Linked DNA regions of Homo sapiens: region 1 is linked to region 2. Evidence: chromatin loops called from intact Hi-C (ENCODE). Cell type or tissue: MCF 10A. All regions are shown on one strand. Each heading gives the region's core, and the rest is flanking DNA. Links, peaks and the distances in the headings are about the cores only.

Region 1 (8,914 bases), core at 507-8,506, 680 kb before region 2:
ATCCCCTCTGGGGCTGCCCTGTCCAGGAGGTTAACCAATGCAGCTGGTCTGAACTGAGGTGCGCTGGAAGTGTCAACCCACATCTGATTTTGAAACCTAGTTTTTTTTTTTTTTTAAAAGAATGTAAACGTCTCACTAGTAATGTTCACATTGATCACTTACTGAAATTATATTTTGGCTCTATTAGGTCAACATAAAATGAATTTTACTTCTTTCTGCATACTTTAAAAAAAAATGGCTACTAGAGAATTAAAATGACACCTGTCACTCATACTACCTTTCTTTGGGACAGTGAGCTCTAGGAGGCAGGCAAGGATGGAAGGAAAGGATCCTGCTGCCAATAGGCACCCACAGCCACTTCCCCATCTCCCTAATCTTATCTCCCCGGAATCCCATGGGGTGAACACCCACCTTTTGTCCTCTTCCCCAGGAAGCCAGGGAGGCTCTTTACCCCCTGACCCAGGCTCAGCTGCTTGCCCACCATCACACCCCTACCTGGACAGTAGCCGAGGAAAGGGCAAATATAGGCCGAGCATGGTGGCTAGCAGGTACTCCCTCATCTCTCAAAAAGCCATGCCACTCAGCCTCTGCCCACCAGGTGCTCCCAGAGCCCACCTCCACTGGTTTCACCTTGTCACGCTCCTCAAGGGAATGTAAACTCAGAGGACCAGATCCAAATGTGGAATTCCCAGCCTCCTTGGCACTGGAAGCCTGTTACAAGGGGGAGAGCCATACCCTGGTCATGGCACCCTCTTCCCCCAACCCAGGGCTCCATCCTGCTCCTCGAAGGCCTCCCCCACCTACACGTAGACTAGGAAGCCCACAGGAACCAGCTCCGTGCACTCATTCCTCCTTCCGTCCTGTCTCTGATGAGAAGCATCTCTTGGCCACCCCTTCAGGCCACCTTCTGCAGGACAAGCAGGCCCTGGAAGTGGTCCTGTGGCCCTTTGCAAGCAACCACCCTCCAGAACTGGCACACTCCTGAGGAGCACTAGTGCAGGGCCCTCTGTGACACAGGGCCTGAGGGACCCCATTGTCTGACGTAAGGACCATGCTGACAGTATCCACCAGAACAGCTAAAGCTAAAAAGACGACACTAATACCAAGTGTTGGTGAGCGTGGAACTGCTCCTCAACCCGTGCTCATTAGGAAACGTACACTGACACTTTTGGGCAGTATTACTAACAATGAACATACCTCATGACTCAGCAATTCCACTCCTAGGTGCGCATCCCACATAAATGTGGGCATATGTTCACCAAAACCCAGGGACAGTAATGCTCACAGAGACACTATTCATGATAGCCACAAACTGGACACTACACAAATGCCCTCAATAGTAGAAGGAATAATGAAACGGGGCTGTCACAGAATGGAGTGCTGCACTTAAACAGAATAAACTACAACTACATGTGACAACATGGATCAATCCAACAAAGAGAATGTACTGCAAAAGCAGCCAGACACCAGAGAATAGATGCCATCATTTCATTCACATAAAGCTCAAACACAGGCAAAAGTAATAAAAGGTAACAGATATCAAAAGAGAGGTTACTTTGGGCGTTACTTTGGGAAAGAAGAGGGTGGGAGTGACTTGGAGAGCCACGATGGGGGCTTTGGGAATGTTCTATCCCTTGATCTGGGTGGTGGTCATATGAGTGTGTAAATTTTGTGAAAATTCATGTTGTTCACTTATGATCTGAGATGAAGCACTTATGTGCTTCTCTCTATGTATGATCTACTTAAGAAAAAATTTCACTTAAAAAAAGATTACTGCAAAAAAAAGTGTGAGTTGAAGATAATAATACAAACACAACACCAAAAAATGGCAGGGCCTCTCATTCCCCTAGTAAAAGCTTTTGTCAGCCCTACCATAAAGTTGAAAAGCAATGACAATTCAGCAAACAAATGTGAAATGATGGATAAAATAACTGGAAATATGGATTTATACTCAAAATCATTAATAATAAATGTCACTCTAAGTGACTCTAAATATCTCTATGTCTTGAGATATCAGCCGATGACAGTATAAAGCCATCAGGGCTAGTAAGACATTTTACAATACTGTTTATTTCACCTTTATCTCCTCTTTTTATGTACGTTTGATTATTTTATAATATGCCTTCTATGTTATCAAAGAATACAAGTATAAAATTGATAAAGTATTGTTGGTACTTATCACAACCTTTACCGATGAGGTTTAAGCAGAAACATTTGGAACCTCTTATCTGAATGTATGTGCATAAATACATCATCTTATCTCTCAGGAAAAAGGTTCAAGGGTATCCAGACTTTGCAGAAATTCTCAACTTTTAGAATTATTTGTAAATCTCCGATAAGAAAGATGATGGAATCACCAGGAAATCTGCTTTAAATTTTTATTTTTCTTGTGAAAATAGCTGAAGTGGGAGGTTAAATTTAACTTTATCTCCCTTCAAACCTTGAGTAATAGTCTGGAAAGAGGATTTATGTCATCGCACTGAGTTCCCACTACCGCCTCCTGGAAAAGGCCAACAAAGAGGTGGACCCTGCAACTCATGGCTTGGCCAGACAAGCAATTAAACAGGAAAGCACAAACCCCTCTCCTCAGTGGGAATAACCGACTGCAAATCTGACCTGGTGGCCCCCTGGTCTGGATAAACAGAACCCTTGTTTGGTTGGGGAGGGTCAGAGGTACAGCGCTGACCTGGAAGCCTTGTGACCAGAAACCACATCCACTCTCACAAGCTCCCTGTCTTGATTTTCCTCCTTGATTGATTAGCCTAGTTACCATAGACGGATTCAACTGTACAATAGATGGCAGCTTCTAGATCAACATCAGAGCAATGTTATGGTCCAGGAATGTGACATGGGTTGAATATCTTCTAACTGGACTTAGAAAACCAGAGATCTATAAACATGTTTGTGAATTCCAACTTTCCTCCACCCTGTTTCTGCTACCAGGGCACATTCCACGTTGATCTCTTGTATGCCGATCAACATGATTTTATTGCTTTTTGTCACACATTTTAAACACTGATTTTCACAGAGTTACAGTCCCCGTGGCCTCCCCACACCACAACCAAACAAATGCGCTTTTACTGCCTCAAGGAAGATGTAAGTAATTTACTTGTAAAAGTGAGCTGAGCTCTCAGGAGAAATTCAGCCTCATGCTTCGTTCTGATGGATTTCAGTTCTCAATCTGTCCGGGACAGTCAATTAAAGATTAAGTTGGAATTGAAGTGAAACCTTCCAAGGCTCGTTTAGGTAGGGCCAGACACCCTCCATCAGGCCAAACAAGGGATGGGGATAAAGGATATGGACCTGGCTCTCCTCCTGGGGATGCCAGAGAGAACTTCTCTAGAAATAAATAGCCTCCCACTCGGGTAATTCTCAGGGTCATACTTTAACAAAAAGATGCAAGAAATGCACCAAGCCTTCTTGTTAAAATTCTTAATTGGAACAGCCTTTATAAAGTGGGAACGCTGTAAAAATGAAATGAGATAATGTGTGTGTGCACAGCATATAGGGCCATGCCTGGCATAGGGTACATGCTCAGTTATTGATCACTACAGCAAAGGTCAAGTGTATCTTGTAAAACATAGCTTGTTAAAATGTGACTGCTACTTCTGACTACTCCCATCTCCAGCTTAATGGAAATAAGACCAAGGGATACCTGGAGAGGATCATCCACTTTGGATGAGGTCAGTCTCTTACTGCTGCTCCCATAGCCCAAGCAGGGGCTGCCATTCCGTAAAGGGACAGACTCCCTCAGTTCCTGGGAGTTTGGGGTGGAGGTGATGCAGGGAAGGCATCCCTGGAGAGGGTCCTGATCCCCTTGCTGGGTGTAATTCACAGGCCTGGGCTTGGGAGACTTATAATGGAGCTGAGTGGCCTTGGGCAAGCCCGTGCAGCTCCCCACCCACCAGCATCCATTAAACACCTCCTGTAGGGCTGGTGTGCAACACCTGTCCTCCCACCCATCTTAGCCTGTGCTTCACTCAAATCACTTGTCAGCAACTCAAATCACTTGTGATTCCAGGACACGCATCTTCCTTATTAAACTCTAGAGCAGTGATTTTCAAGGTGTTTTCTCAGAAACTCTATAGAGGGAGCCCGTGGCAAGGGCACAGAACTTCAAGCCCTAACACTGCTTTTGCCCAGAAAAGCTTGACTTGGTTGTTTCTCATTTTGGAATGTCCACCCAAGATGTTGTTTGAACCAAGGATTCTCCAGCTAAGGAAGAAAAAGAGTTGAAAATACTGCTTAACTGGAGATCAATCTTATGAACCCTTAAAGGAATCTTTAATTAGCTCTTATAGCAAATGCAGATTTGTCGAAAGAAACTACAACTCTTTCGCCTACAAGCCCTCCCCAGAGCCAAGGCTGGACTGTGAACCTGTTACTTAACTAGACACTCCAGTGTGGGCTAAGCCATCTTAAAACTAGGGCCCTGCCCTGATTGCTAAGTGACTTAACTTGATGCAAAATAAGAAGCCACACTCTGGGTTTCTTGCCTAAAGGAATGTGTGGCCGGCATGACCCATAGGTGGTCCCTCTCTGACAATCATCAAATATTAGCAAGAGCCACGGCATTGGCAAGAGCTCTTTGGGCAGCTGCCTGAGGGCCAGAATCTGGCATGCTGGCTGAAGCAGAGTCCTCACCTTGCACGCCAAGGACTTTGCAGCTGTGGGCACGCCCCTCTCCTGCAATGATGTGCATAACTTCAACAAGTGGTGCTGGGGACAGAAGAAGGCATGTAAGCATGCAGCCATGCAGCATCAAAGCGTGCTCACCAGCAAGCAGCTGCTTTGAGGGTCCATGGGCATCAACTTTGGGCAACGGGTTGTACATGCCACTGGTAAGGGGACAAGACTCACTGGGCACTGTGTCTGTTCTCAGGGAGCTTAGAACCTGGAGCAGAAACTAAGTGTCTACCCTGATGTCCACACTCTGTGGCAGGGGGATCTGTGACAACCTTTCCAACAAGAAAAAATTGAGAGAGCCAGACAAGGAGGGATACAGTCCTCTTTGTAAAGGGTTTTCGGATTGGGTGACTGCATGACCTCACGGCCCAAAGGGAGGGGTAGTTTGTGAAATTTTTTCCGAAAAAATCCTTGTTTAGATGATAAATGTTACGATCACCATACATAATGTGAGCTGGTCCTTGAAGGACTTATGGAATGCGCACAGGTAGGAAGCACTCTGCAGGATGGGAAGAACTAGAGGAAAAAGCCATGAGGTGGGAAAACGTGGGCATTTTGGGGGAATGTCAAGCTGGAGTCTGGAGTGGCTGGAGCATAAAGGGCATGAAGCGGAGTCTAAAGAGAGATGAGATGAGATACGCGCGGATTCCGAGGGGCCTCACAGGACGAGTTTACACTTTCTTTGCCCAGCGATGATGTCCCATGGAGCTTTCTGAGCAAGAAGTGTCATAGTCAGAGGTGAGCCATGGCACAAAGGAGCAGGGAGAAATGGGAGCCCCTGGCTGGCAGAGCAAGGAGGGTCTGGCTGGTGGGAGAAGGACCATGGCAGCCGGAAGGCCAGGCATCCGAATCATCCCACCCCAGCCTGGCCACTGCCCTGCTCTTTGCCCTCCCAGGCTGCCTGTCACTCTGAGGAATGTGGCACACTCTCCCTAAGGGGGAGGCAACTTGCTCATGCCACTTCCTGAACCCAGACTGGTCCCAGGACCATCTATTTTTGGCTCTCCCAAGCCAGTGTTTGACAAGAAAAGCACAGCTGCCAGTAATTTCGCCCCAGTGGAATCTACTGTTCTATAAAGGGTCATGCCAGTTTCTGCACATGAATTATGGTCACCTGGACCCAAGGCCAAGGGAAGCACCTCCGTCTTCAGCATCACGGTGCACTGGAGTCTTTCCCGGACCTGGGAAAAGTAGGCTGGTGCCTTTGTTCAGCTTGCACAGAAGTAGAAACAGAAGTTCAGCTTGCACAGAAGTCCAGTTGTTCCTGGGACTGTGTTTGTTCAAGGGGCACCAGGGCACCAAGAGACACACTCACTTCCTAGTGCATACAGCCTGCTCCGTGCCCAATAATAGCTGCATGGTGTGAGGGAGAAAACTGCAAAGCCAGCCAGGGCTACGCTTCTTATGGAATGATCCCTGGAGTAAAAGGGATTTATAGTCGAGGAGTTATGTTTAGAAAGGACCCACTCAGAACAGGAATGAGCTTAGAAACTTCATACCAACTAAAGCTTCATCCCTGGCCAGCTGAGTACCCCCTTCTCCCCTCTATCACCCTACGAATCCATTCACCATCTTTGCTTGGATTTTTTTTTTTTAAACTCTCAGATTTCCCAGCCCCCAAACTCTTGCCTCTCCAGTATCTTCAAAACTGGGGTCCAAGATGGTGAGCCCCTTAACGAAAAGGCTAGGTATTAATATCCTGTGTTACCTCTACACCCAGCACAGTAAAATAAATTTGAAGCGAATGAATAAAGAAGCAAACCAATGAATGTATGTCCCTTGGGCAGCTCCACCGGGGCAGCGAGGCCTCTCCCCACACCAACCCCTGAGAAATGTGAGTGGCACTACTGTAGTCACACAGGGACAGCTGAGGCCGAGAGGACTTGTTAACAATGCAGTCAGGAAGAGTGAAGGGAATCAGGCAGCAGTTTGAAAGAAATGTGCAAATCCAGCCTCTCTGTTGCTTTTCCTTTTGGAATATTTCTAATGCACCAAATGCGGATGGTGAAGCTCTAGATTCATTTTCCCCAGGAAAACATGTTTTCTTTGCTTGCTTAAGTGAAGCTCAGTGGCAAAAGTTTTGGCTGACTAGGAGAGTTGATGTTGGCAAATGTGGGTAGAGCTGATGAATGCCATGATCCTCACCAATAGTTTGTACACCCTAAGAAATTACTAATAACACTGATGACAATAATAGATGCTACCATTTAATTAGTATATACTGGGTGCAAGGCATTACGCTAAGCACTTGACATGCATTGTATACCGAAGAGTCACAGTTGTACTTAGGACATAGATACTATTATTATCTCTGGTTTTAGAGGAGGTTTAATGAGATAAAGCCTCTTGCTCAAGGTCACATAGCTAGTAAGTGGCAGAACAGTGATTTAAACCCAGGATAAGTGACAGCAAATTTACTTCTACACGGCAGTGCCATTCAATTTTTTTTTCCGTGGATAAATGGTCATACCCTTTAGGGAAGAGGTAGAAAGAAGAAAGGTTCTGCTAACTGCCAGACAACACGCTAAGGTTATTTATACAGGTTGAGCATCCCCAGTCTGAAATCCAAAATGCTCCAAAATCTGAAACTTTTTGAGTACTGCCAAGTGGAGAATTCCACACTTCACCTCACGTGATGAGTTGCAGTCAAACTGCAGTCAGCACTTTGTTCCATGCACAAAATTAGTTAGACTATTGTATCAAATTACCTTCAAGCTATGTGCATAAGGTGTATATGAAACAAAAGAACTTCATGTTGAGGCTTGGGTCCTATCCCCCAAATATCTCATCATGCACATGCACATATTCCAAAATTAAAAAAAAAAATTAGAAACACTTCTGGTCCCAAGCTTTTTGGGGCTAAGGGGTACTAAACCCGTATATGTAAACTCGCTTGATGCTTAATGATGAAAACTGCATTATGTCCCCTTTTTGCAAATGAGGTACCTGTATCTCAGAGAAGTTAACTAGCAGGTCTGAAGTCATAAATGATAGTTAGTACAAGTGAAGAGAATTGAGAATGGCAAACCAATTTTAGTAATCAATCAGTGCCAGAACACAGGCCAAAATAGGGTAGGTATGAGCAGTAGCTTATGCTAAGTGTTGAACTAGACCAGAGGTTGGCAAACTTTTTCTGTAAAGGGCCAGATATGGTCAATAGGATTTGGCCCGTGGGCCATAGTTCGCTGACCCTTGAACTAGATGATACTGATACGTGGAAAGTTTGAACCTTTGTGAGACTCCTGTTCCTAACAGTAGTATTCATATATGAATCCATTAATAATTTATAAGTTTAGTTTAATCTATCTACTTAGTAAAATCATTAACATATAATAAAAAGGTAAACCTGGGTTAATAAATAAACTCCAATGGGAAAATTCTAAGGCACATGCATGTTTTAGAGAGGGAAAAGTAAGAAAAATACATTCCACTGAGGGGGGAAAAAAGTAACACATTTGTACTATGAGCCCTGAATACAGAACAGACGCCAAGGCTTAAACTGACATCCAAATCCTTCCCTCCTCTTTGCAGTATGGACCAGGGCTTAGATGAGTTGGTGGCTTGGGTAATTAAGAACTCTAAAGATCACTGCCTTCAATCTAAAAGGCCACATGTTCACAGAAAGCTTTTTCCTTGCGTGGATGCCAGACACTTGTGCACAGTGCCATTTTCACTGAAGAGTAAAAGAGCTTAGTTCACTGAGAAAGAAAGAATTAAAGGACTGGAAATGTCTGAATCAGAAATAATCCATTTTCCTAAACAGCAGTGAGAAGGGAGGGTACCGCAGGATGGCCTATCATTTACAGGGGGGAAAAGACCTCCAGTAACTGACTGAAGTTCTGTCTTTGGTCAATGACCTTTAGCAATGTTCCTAGTCCTAGGTCTACCTGCGAAACCTGAAAAACTCCCCAGAAATGGGTGATGGGAGAAAACAAACAAGAAGCACAGGGTGGTATTCATTTTGTTTGGAAAATTATCTGATTCAATAATCAATTATTTCAATATTCAGGATCTGAGTCAATACTCTGTGTTTACTGAGTGCCTACTCAGTGCCTGGACCCATGCAAGGTTCAGGGAGACAACATTAGCAAGATAGCCAAGGTCTTTGTCCTCAAGAACTTCAGAGTTTCCTGGGAGGATCATTTAGGAAATATGTTTTTAATCTCAACCATTAAAAAGTATTTCTAATAAGGTTTGCTTGCAAAAGACCTTCTCTGATTTTTCTTTG
Region 2 (8,914 bases), core at 606-8,605:
CTGGTGGGCTTCAGGGCCAAGGCAGACCTAGAAGAGATGTGGCAGGTGCAGCGTTGGAGGCAGATTAAAGGAGAATGATAAAGAGAATCTTCCCACGGACCCACCCATCCATCCTAGTTCAACAAGGTAGCTCCCATTACAGGGGTTATTTTATCTATGTAGCACCGAGACCCAACAATGCCAGCTAAATCAGGCATCACTGTATGGCCGATCCCAAGGTTTCTTTAGAATTGTTACACTCAGCCATTGCTCCCTTAATTTTATATTACTAAAGATAACTCTGCTTTGTTTGACAAAAATGCATCTGGAGTACAGAATCTTAAAAGAGAATGTGCCCAGATGGTAGAGGTATTTAAGGAAATACAGTCTTCCAGTTTGGGATTTTGTAAACCCCTCTGATTTCATTTGTATGCTTTTCCAACTCCCCCTGCTTGTTGCCCTTACACCCTGTTCAAGTTGCCAGGGGCGTTGTGTGGTGTAGCCATAGTAACCATGAAGCCTCTCTATGCTACCCCCCACCACACACACACACACACACACACACAAACTTCACATGCTTCACCCACCAACCATAACTTCACTCAAACTCCAATCGTTTATATCCTGAAAAAGAACTTAAAATAACAAATACCAAAGTTGTATGAACCTCCACATGTTGTGTTTTTGTCACTACATCTAATTGCTATTCACACCAAAGGTAAAAAAATATAAATGGGATTCAGTGGCAGATTGCTTACAGTTGAAGACTTTCTTTTTAATAGACAGGAGAATAAGGATTTGCACCTTTCCCCCTCCGCTAGAAGGTGAGTTGAAATTTAAAGTGGCCTTAAAGATGTGTTCCTTCCTGATTGTTTTCCTTTTCCTTGCAGTAATAATTATTCTTGGCTAATAATGTTGGTTTTTAAGGCAGGTAATTAGTGCTTCCAACACAGTCATTGAATTTCCTGAAAGCAAAGACATTCTATAATCCGGGTCCCCATTAACTGACCAAGAACTGAATCTCAAACTACCAGAGGCAAGAATTCCCCTGTATTTGCATCAGTCAGGCCACACCTGGCTTGGGGCAGCCAGCTCGCAGGAGACTGATTTCAGGGGGATATTAAAGAATAGATCCACATTCAGGGGCAGGAGACCAAGTCAGTGGGCAAATGTGCACACTGGGTCTTAAAATGAAGCCATGGAGAAATAGGGAGTCATTGGTCTAGAAAAGAGAGTAGGACTTTAAATCCCAAAGTCTGACTTTTATGTGAAATGATCTCTGAAGAGCAGAAAAAATGTCTCCTATAAAAGGAGTATCATTAGCCAGAGAAGTACCTGCCCCAGGTACTCACCACCCTCCAAAGCAAAGGATGGGGAAGTCTCACCATGTGTTCTGAGAAGCCCCTGTTTCCTGCCCCGACTTGCTGAATTCAAGAAGCCCTCCAAGGAAGACATCTCCATCTCCTTCTCACTCTCTTGGTCTGTTTTTCTAGCCTGGGTTACCCAGAGTAGAGCCTGAGATAGAGGCTTATGTGAGAGTAAGTTTCTTTGAAAGGGTGATTCCAGGCAGCAGGGCTGAGGACAGAGAGAGCAGGAAGCAAAGAAAGCCGATACCAGGATGCATTTGCATTCTCCAATGGGCCCTCACTCTGGGGCCACTTACATCTCATGGAATCACCTGAGAAGTCACAGCCAAGTCTCCGGAGTAAGAAAGGGAAGGAAGGCATTTATTGATCAGCTCCTGCCCCTCATTGGTCCAGGGGTCCCCCAAGAGACATAAGCTCCCCTCCACTTCACAGCTGAGCATTTGTGAGTATTGAGCACGTCTTTGGGCGTGCCATGCTGTGTGTCAAAAATCCGTGAGGCCCACGCTGCAGGAAGCTTGTCAAAGCCTGTGTAGATTGACTGCCACAGCTGCAGCCATTTAAATAAGAGGCAAAGCCAAGAGCACATGGGGTGGTGCACAGGAAGTATCTAATACCCTGCAGGAGAGTAAGTAATGGGTAGGGCAGAGCATAGGAAGACGCCGTCCTGGAATTCACAGTCATTTCTTGAGGGTATAGTAGTAAAGACCTGACTGCCCGTTTCTGACCCAGGAATGCAATTTCCTATTTCCTTCTCTAGAATCTTCTCCAACTACTATCAACTGGGCTTGATTTATACCACCTGAAACTCTGCCTGGATCCTCAGGCACACACCCTGTCTCCCTCTGACCTGATGGAATGCATGAGGCTGACCCAAGCCCATTATTTAAGATTCTGGACTTTTTCTGCTTCCCCCGTTGGAGAAATCAGAATCTCTAAACACACCCTCCTTCTGCAGTCCTAGAATTTCGGATGATGACCTTCCTCTTGCTTCTGTGTGTACCACCAGCTGTCCCCTTCTGACCTGGCCTTGATCCGTGACCCGGCCTCCTCCCCTTCTGCGTTCTTCTGTCCTCCTCATCTAAGTCATTCTCTTCCTCTTCTCTTTACCTTCTTTCCTTTGGGCTAAGCTTCACTGGGGGATACTCTATATGCAGTGTAAATTAGATCTGAGAAGTCGATGCAAATGCAATATTGATTTTTTATGCAAGATTAGTGGATAGTCTATGTTTTTGCTTGCTGAAGTTTCTTTAACAAAATGATGAAGTTGAAGTTCTTTAATATGAGGCAACCCCAAAAAGTAAATACATAAAGATGAAATCATGAAGACATGTAATTCTAAACCAGCCTATTGGTGTCTCACGTATTAACTCAGACTCAATGAGACCTGAAAAACAAAATTTTGAAAGAGGCATCATTTCTGCTAAACTTCACTCAGTCTCCCTACATCTCTATTCCATGGAAGAAATTCCAATTGCCTTCATTCTTTACGTAGCGTGTGGTCTCCTAGAAACTAGGTCTCACTTACAGGAATCACCTGTGCTTCCTAGTGTTTTTCCCTGGCTATTCATAAAGGATTTCTAATTCCATTAGGAGTTTCACCTGGTTATTTCTGAAAGTTCACAAGGAGTGACAAACATTTGCATGTGTTTTTTCCATGTTCTTCTACCTGCCCTGGTTCACCACATTGATATAACTACCCCCCACAAGGTCACGTGAAGGTGATCCTTCCACATCATCACCATTGCTATTTGGTGTCTCTTCCACTCCAGCGAAAAAGAATTCTGTCATGCAAACAAATGCCAGGAAGGTCCATTTCAGGAAACACACCAGGACTCACATGAAGATAATTTCCAGGTCCGTCATTTGTCTGTCTTTTCTGGTCTGCTTTCTCTGTGTGCTCATGTTTGGCTGTGGAACACTCTGGAAATGGTCCAGTCCCTTCAAGCCAGACTTAGAGTATCCTCGTTCTTTCGCTACGCTTTCTGGTGCCTTTTCTACTTATTCAGCTCCAGGGGAAAAAGTTTTATTGAATGCATGAAACATGAAACACTTTTTTTTCCTTAGAACTGTAGATTCAAGGAAAAAGAAGGACAGGAGAGGCAACTCACGTTTATGAACAACAGGTGAGAAAAAAAGAGGCTCAGGGAGCTCCCTCACCTGCCCACGCTTACCCATGTGGAGCCAGGATTTAAACCCAGGACCTTCCAACCATGAGTCAATCTCCCTATCTCTTTTCCTCTCCCCTCTCCCAGTGTCCCCGTCTCCCCCTATCCCCCCCTCTCTCTCTCCCTCTCTCCTTCTCTCCTCTCCGCCTCTCCCCCGTCCTTCCTCCTCCCTCTTTTTCTCTCTCTCCTTCCCTCTCTTTCTCCCTTTCTCTTTTCTCTCTCTCCCTCTCTTTTTCTCTCCCTCTCCCTTCTTCTCCCTCCCTCTCTCCTTCTTTCTCTCACTTTTTCTCTCTCTCTCCATCTCTCTTTCTCCCTTCCTCTTTCTCTCCCTCTCTCTCTACTTTCTCTTTTTCTCTCTCTCTCCCTCTTTTTTTCTCTCTGTCCTTCCTTCCCTCTCTCTCTTCATCTCTTTCTCTGTCTTTTTCTCTCTCTCCCTCTTTTTTTCTCTCTGTCCTTCCTTCCCTCTCTCTCTTCATCTCTTTCTCTGTCTCTCTCCCCTTTCTCTCTCTCCCTCCCTCCCCCCTCTCTCTCCTCCTGCAGTAGGTTGCTTCCTAGTATCTCTGATTATCTTCTTTTAGCCTCCACTGATGTAGCTACATGCAGTTTTCTGTCATTACTTTGTTGGCATCTCAGGTGAGATTTGAATATAAAACTAACCCCATTTTCCCTGTGGATACCTCCTTTTCCTTTTCCCTTTAAGCTAGCCTTGAGCCTAGATTGCCTTTCATATTACACTGGCAGATCACCTGCCTCTCGCTCCCTCTGTGGAAAGCACTGGCGAGGAGTAATCAAAGCACGGTGCACCCTGTCAAGTATCTCCAAACGAAACAGAGCTCACAGGGCACGCACTCCCTTTCTTGTGACCAACCAAGACTCACATACAGGAAACTCTATTTCTGTGTCTTGCTTTATATGCATTCCCAAGTGATATTGTTCTTACTGTAGAAATCAAAACTTGGAGAGACCCTACAGCCATTGTGTCTGCCGCTTCTGTTTTAAAGATAAGGAAAATGAGGTTAAGCAACCAGCACAGGCTCTCACAGCCTTTCCCTAGATCTCAGAAGTGAAGGATGGAGTCAAGAACTTCAGGGCTTCCAAACCGAACTTCTCCTAGTACATTTTACTGCCTTTGCATGTATCCTGTGCTGAAAACATCTGCTCCCCTGAGCTCAGCTAGGACAGTGACTATTTAATATAGTTAATGCCAGGAACTTTCACCCCACGTATGGAAGAGTTCAATCTTTGAGTAGACACCTTGTGAATACACAAACCAACACTCCCTTCTGAATTCTCATTCCTAGCACATTGTCCTTACAGATTCCCAGGGGACACCAAGAGGTTTTTGCCTATATAAAATTAACTAGCAACAGTAAATGGTGAAGTCCTAATTAAATAAGCATGGGTTAAAAGCCAGTCGTCTGCTAAGATGGTGAAGGGTGTCCCCATCCCCATGTTTAATAAATGATTGCTGAATCCACAATTCCTCTAAAGTTGATGGGAAAGTTTCCATCTTTCAGATAAGAGCATATTATCAACGGTTAAAGGATATCCCAGGCCCTCCAGCAAATGCCTTCTGGAATCATCTCCACATTCAGACCCATCGTAAACAACAGAGGGGCAATACTCATGCTTCGCAAAAGCCGTTCATTCCCCTTGGCAAAGGCGGGAGAGAGGGCTCACCAACCTTGGAGAAGCCTGGTTTACATCGTCAAGGTAGCTACTGCCCTCTAGTGTTGATATGGGAATAAAGCAAAAAAGTATACCTGGTTGAAACGAAACCGAACTCCACAAAGTTTTTCAATTACTGATGTGTCTCAGCAGCCTTGGTAGGAGCTTGGAAAACATCATCAGGTGAGGATATTGCACTGGAGCTGACCTCTTGTGGCTTCTAAAGTTTCTTTCTTTTTTTTTTTTTTTTTGAGACAGAGTCTCACTGTGTCACCCAGGCTGGAGTGCATTTTCTTGTGTCCAACCAAGACTCACATACCATCTCAGCTCACTGCAACCTCCACCTCCCAGGTTCAAGAGATGCTCCTGCCCTAGCCTCCCAAGTAGCTGGGATCACAGGCATGTGCCACCACACCCAGCTAAGTTTTGTATTTTTAGAAGAGATGGGGTTTCACGATGTTGGCCAGACTGGTCTCGAACTCCTGACCTCAAGTGATCCACCTGCCTTGGCTTCCCAAAATGCTGGGATTACAGGTGTGAACCACTGCACCTGGCCTCCAAGATTTCTATTTGGCAAATTCACATAGCTACTTTCATACTTGTTAAAATACCGAAATGCTTCCATACCAGTTAGCAAAAGGCCACCACCCTCAGCCCTCTGACAACCAGCATCACCACTCCAGAACCAGGTCCCTCCTCTGCACCCCCCAGATCTCTCCATCATCAGGTTACTAAAGTTTTAAAGCTCAGCAAAGCAGGAGCCACCAAGACCCGGACCCAGAGTTACAGCTGCAGTGTTAAGTCCGCATTTGAATCAATCTGAGAATTAACTCTTTTACATATGACACTTCACTTGCTCCTCACCATTCAACTCATGTGCTCATTCATCGGTCTATTCATCATCTATTGAGACCTACTACGTATCAAATACTGTGTTAGTCACAATGCATAGGGAAAATGAGGGTTTTATTAGGTCACAGTCTTGTGGGATCCTCTACATTAAGATGGTGTCTATAATAATTTGGTTAATATTGGCCTAGTGGCCCAGAAACATCTGCAGCAGATGACCCTGGCTTCTTTTGGAAGAGGTTTGGTGGGGTGATTATACCATACTATATGCCAGGTGATGAGCATTCAGAACTTGGCTCTGACTCTGAAAACAGGTTGAGCATTCCAAATCCAAATCCAAAAGTCAAAAATCCGAAATGCTCCCAAATTGAAAACTTTTTGAGCGCCAACGTGTACTCCAAGGAAAAGCTCACTGGAGTATTTTAGATATCAAATGTGCAGACTTGGGATGCTCAGCTGGTAGGTATAATGCCAATATCCCAAAATCTTTTAAAACCGGAAATCCAGAACACTTCTGGTCCCAAACATTTGGGATAAGGAATACTCAGTCTGTAGCTATTTGGCCTTTGACAAGTGACTTTCCTGTGTTCCAGTTTCCCCACTTCTAAAGGGAAGAAAATAACACTTACTCATTAGGTTATTATGAAGGTTAAAGGGGATAGGCTTTAAAAGTCTTTATCACAGTTCTTGTCATTCAGTAAATTTCATGTGTGTTTGTTAAATATCTGGATCACAAGGTATTAAAGATTAAACTGTATTCACCAATCACCAGATCAACTGTTACTACTATTTTAATATACCAAAGAACAAAAAAGGCATCGGTAATCAGAGCAATTCCACTATCCAGTGACAGTCAGATGGAAAAACATCTGAAGGGAGAGATAAATGAAACCACGAAAAATATGAAGAGAGACCAAAAGTGGGTTTTGTCAGTTCACATTTATAGCATCAGTTTAATAATTCAGAAGCTGCATTCACTATGCATAGAATTATTTACAGACTAATATGAGCAACTCTACATGGACATACGGTAAGCTCTATCTGGTCAGTTGCCAGTCATTGTAAACTGGCTAATGGGTCCCTTTGCCTATCACCTGCACCCTCCTTTTCATGACTCACAGCTTGTGGCCGTGTCCTCCGCTTAGCCATAGGACCACAGGACTGGTCAATGTGACATGGGACTGGGAAACGTAATGACTCTTAATTATCTCAGGTTGAAGGTGCGTTACAGAAAGATGGCAGGCTTCCAAAGAAACATCTTCCTCCACTGGCTACATGTCAGCACATTTGAACCAACAGTATTACAAATGCCTTCTATACCTATGAAATATTTTTTACAGTTCTTAGAGTGCTTCACAGGACCGCACACCTGGAGATAGCTGGATACCTGGAGAAATTGTATTAACTGACTTTGCTCTTAGGAACCACCATTCCGGGAGCGTGGTGTTGTAGCGGACATTACTACTCAACAGCTCACCTCTGAAAAGGTAGAAGAGGTATCCCATCTAGCCAAAGGATTAAGATAGTCACTTTTGTAGCAGTTGCTGTGGGAATGATTCGAGACCACTGGCCTGACTTTCAGGGAAGAACAGGAAATAGTCACCCACATCTGGGTACTCTCACCTCTCCCCAAAACCGGCACCTGTCTAGGCCACCTCCCACTGGAGAGAATGAAACCTGTTAATCCTTCAGAATTGCTCTTTGGAGCCCAAAGATTAATTTGAACTTTCCAAGTTTTGGCTACTTTGAAGTAGAAGAGGAAGAAGATTCACAAGTATGAATGACTATGGAAAGCTGAAACATTAAACTTTTAAGAGCCCTTCCCTGCACCTTAATCTCTTTCATCTACTTAACTCATTACATCAAGAACAGAGAAGTAACAACAAAAAATAGAGACACCCTTTTGGTCTGGTAGAGTTGGGGACTTCCAGGATTCAGATGGACCAAAAAGCTGAGACCAAATCTCACACACAAAAAAAAATAGTCAGATATTCCTCCTTCCTTGAAACCTGAAATTCATGGATAAGTTATTTTAATGTTTGGCCCATTTGAAATGTGGCAAAACTGCCAAATCTCTAACTACTTAGCACATATTTCAAACTTTAAAATGTCTTTCTATATTTTATCCCTTATGTAACCTGAATCAAAACTGACTAGTGCACAGCAAGTATATTAAACCAAACCTTGTGTGTATATATGCACACACTATGGATGGTTTGTTTTCTACTTTTACATGTCAAAAATATCTCCATGAACTTCCCCAAAATTTAATTTTAAGAAGTTGGGACCAGGCATAGTAGCTCACATTTGTAATCCCAGCACTTTGGGAGGCTGAGGCGGGCAGATCACTTGAGGCCAGGAGTTCGAGACGAGCCTGGCCAACATGGCGAAACCCCGTCTCTACTAAAAATACAAAAATTAGCCAGGCATGGTGGCGCATGCCTGTAATCCCAGCTACTCGGGAGGCTGAGGTGGGAGAATCGCTTGAACCTGGGAGGTGGAGATTGCAGCAAGCCAAGATTGCACCACTGCACTCCAGCCTAGATGACAGAGTGAGACTCTGTCTCAAAAAAATAAAAATAAAAATAATGAAATAAAAACTTGCGCTACCTTTCAGAAATCTTCTATTAAACCTACTGGTAAGCATCTATATATTTAAGGATACCTACCAAATATCCTCGTCCTGAGACACTTGTTATAACTCAGCAATGCACTCTACCAATGTTCTGATTGCAAATCTTTAGCTCATGATAAGGTTGATATTGCCACTGTAAAATGTGTAGCATTTAGGTTTTGGAAAATTATCCTTCTTAAAACCATTAGAATATCAATAAATAGATCATAAAATACATTTTTAAAGAAGTATTGTTTTGTCACTTTTAGTAT

What was found. Peaks named below come from ENCODE experiments on the same cell type or tissue, not always from the same donor. Only the 100,000 strongest peaks of a DNase experiment are listed, where the experiment ranks them.
Region 1: it touches region 2 in a loop (6-fold over the local background); 2 of 110 quality-filtered maps call a loop at or near these places.

Annotation. Positions count from the first base shown.
Region 1 is chr15:91,977,792-91,986,705 of GRCh38, reverse strand. The region is part of intron 2 of SLCO3A1 (solute carrier organic anion transporter family member 3A1); the gene reads right to left. Among named protein-coding and RNA genes, the nearest start is that of SLCO3A1, 130 kb to the right of the region's middle. In MCF 10A, for the core only: a CTCF peak has its summit at 4,086; no DNase peak of the experiment used is centred there.
Region 2 is chr15:91,299,344-91,308,257 of GRCh38, reverse strand. It overlaps SV2B (synaptic vesicle glycoprotein 2B), which reads right to left. Exons shown (of 13, transcript NM_001323032.3): 13 at 5,693-8,914. Among named protein-coding and RNA genes, the nearest start is that of CRAT37, 160 kb to the left of the region's middle. In MCF 10A, for the core only: a CTCF peak has its summit at 5,241 (motif pointing left); a DNase peak (open chromatin) is centred at 5,217.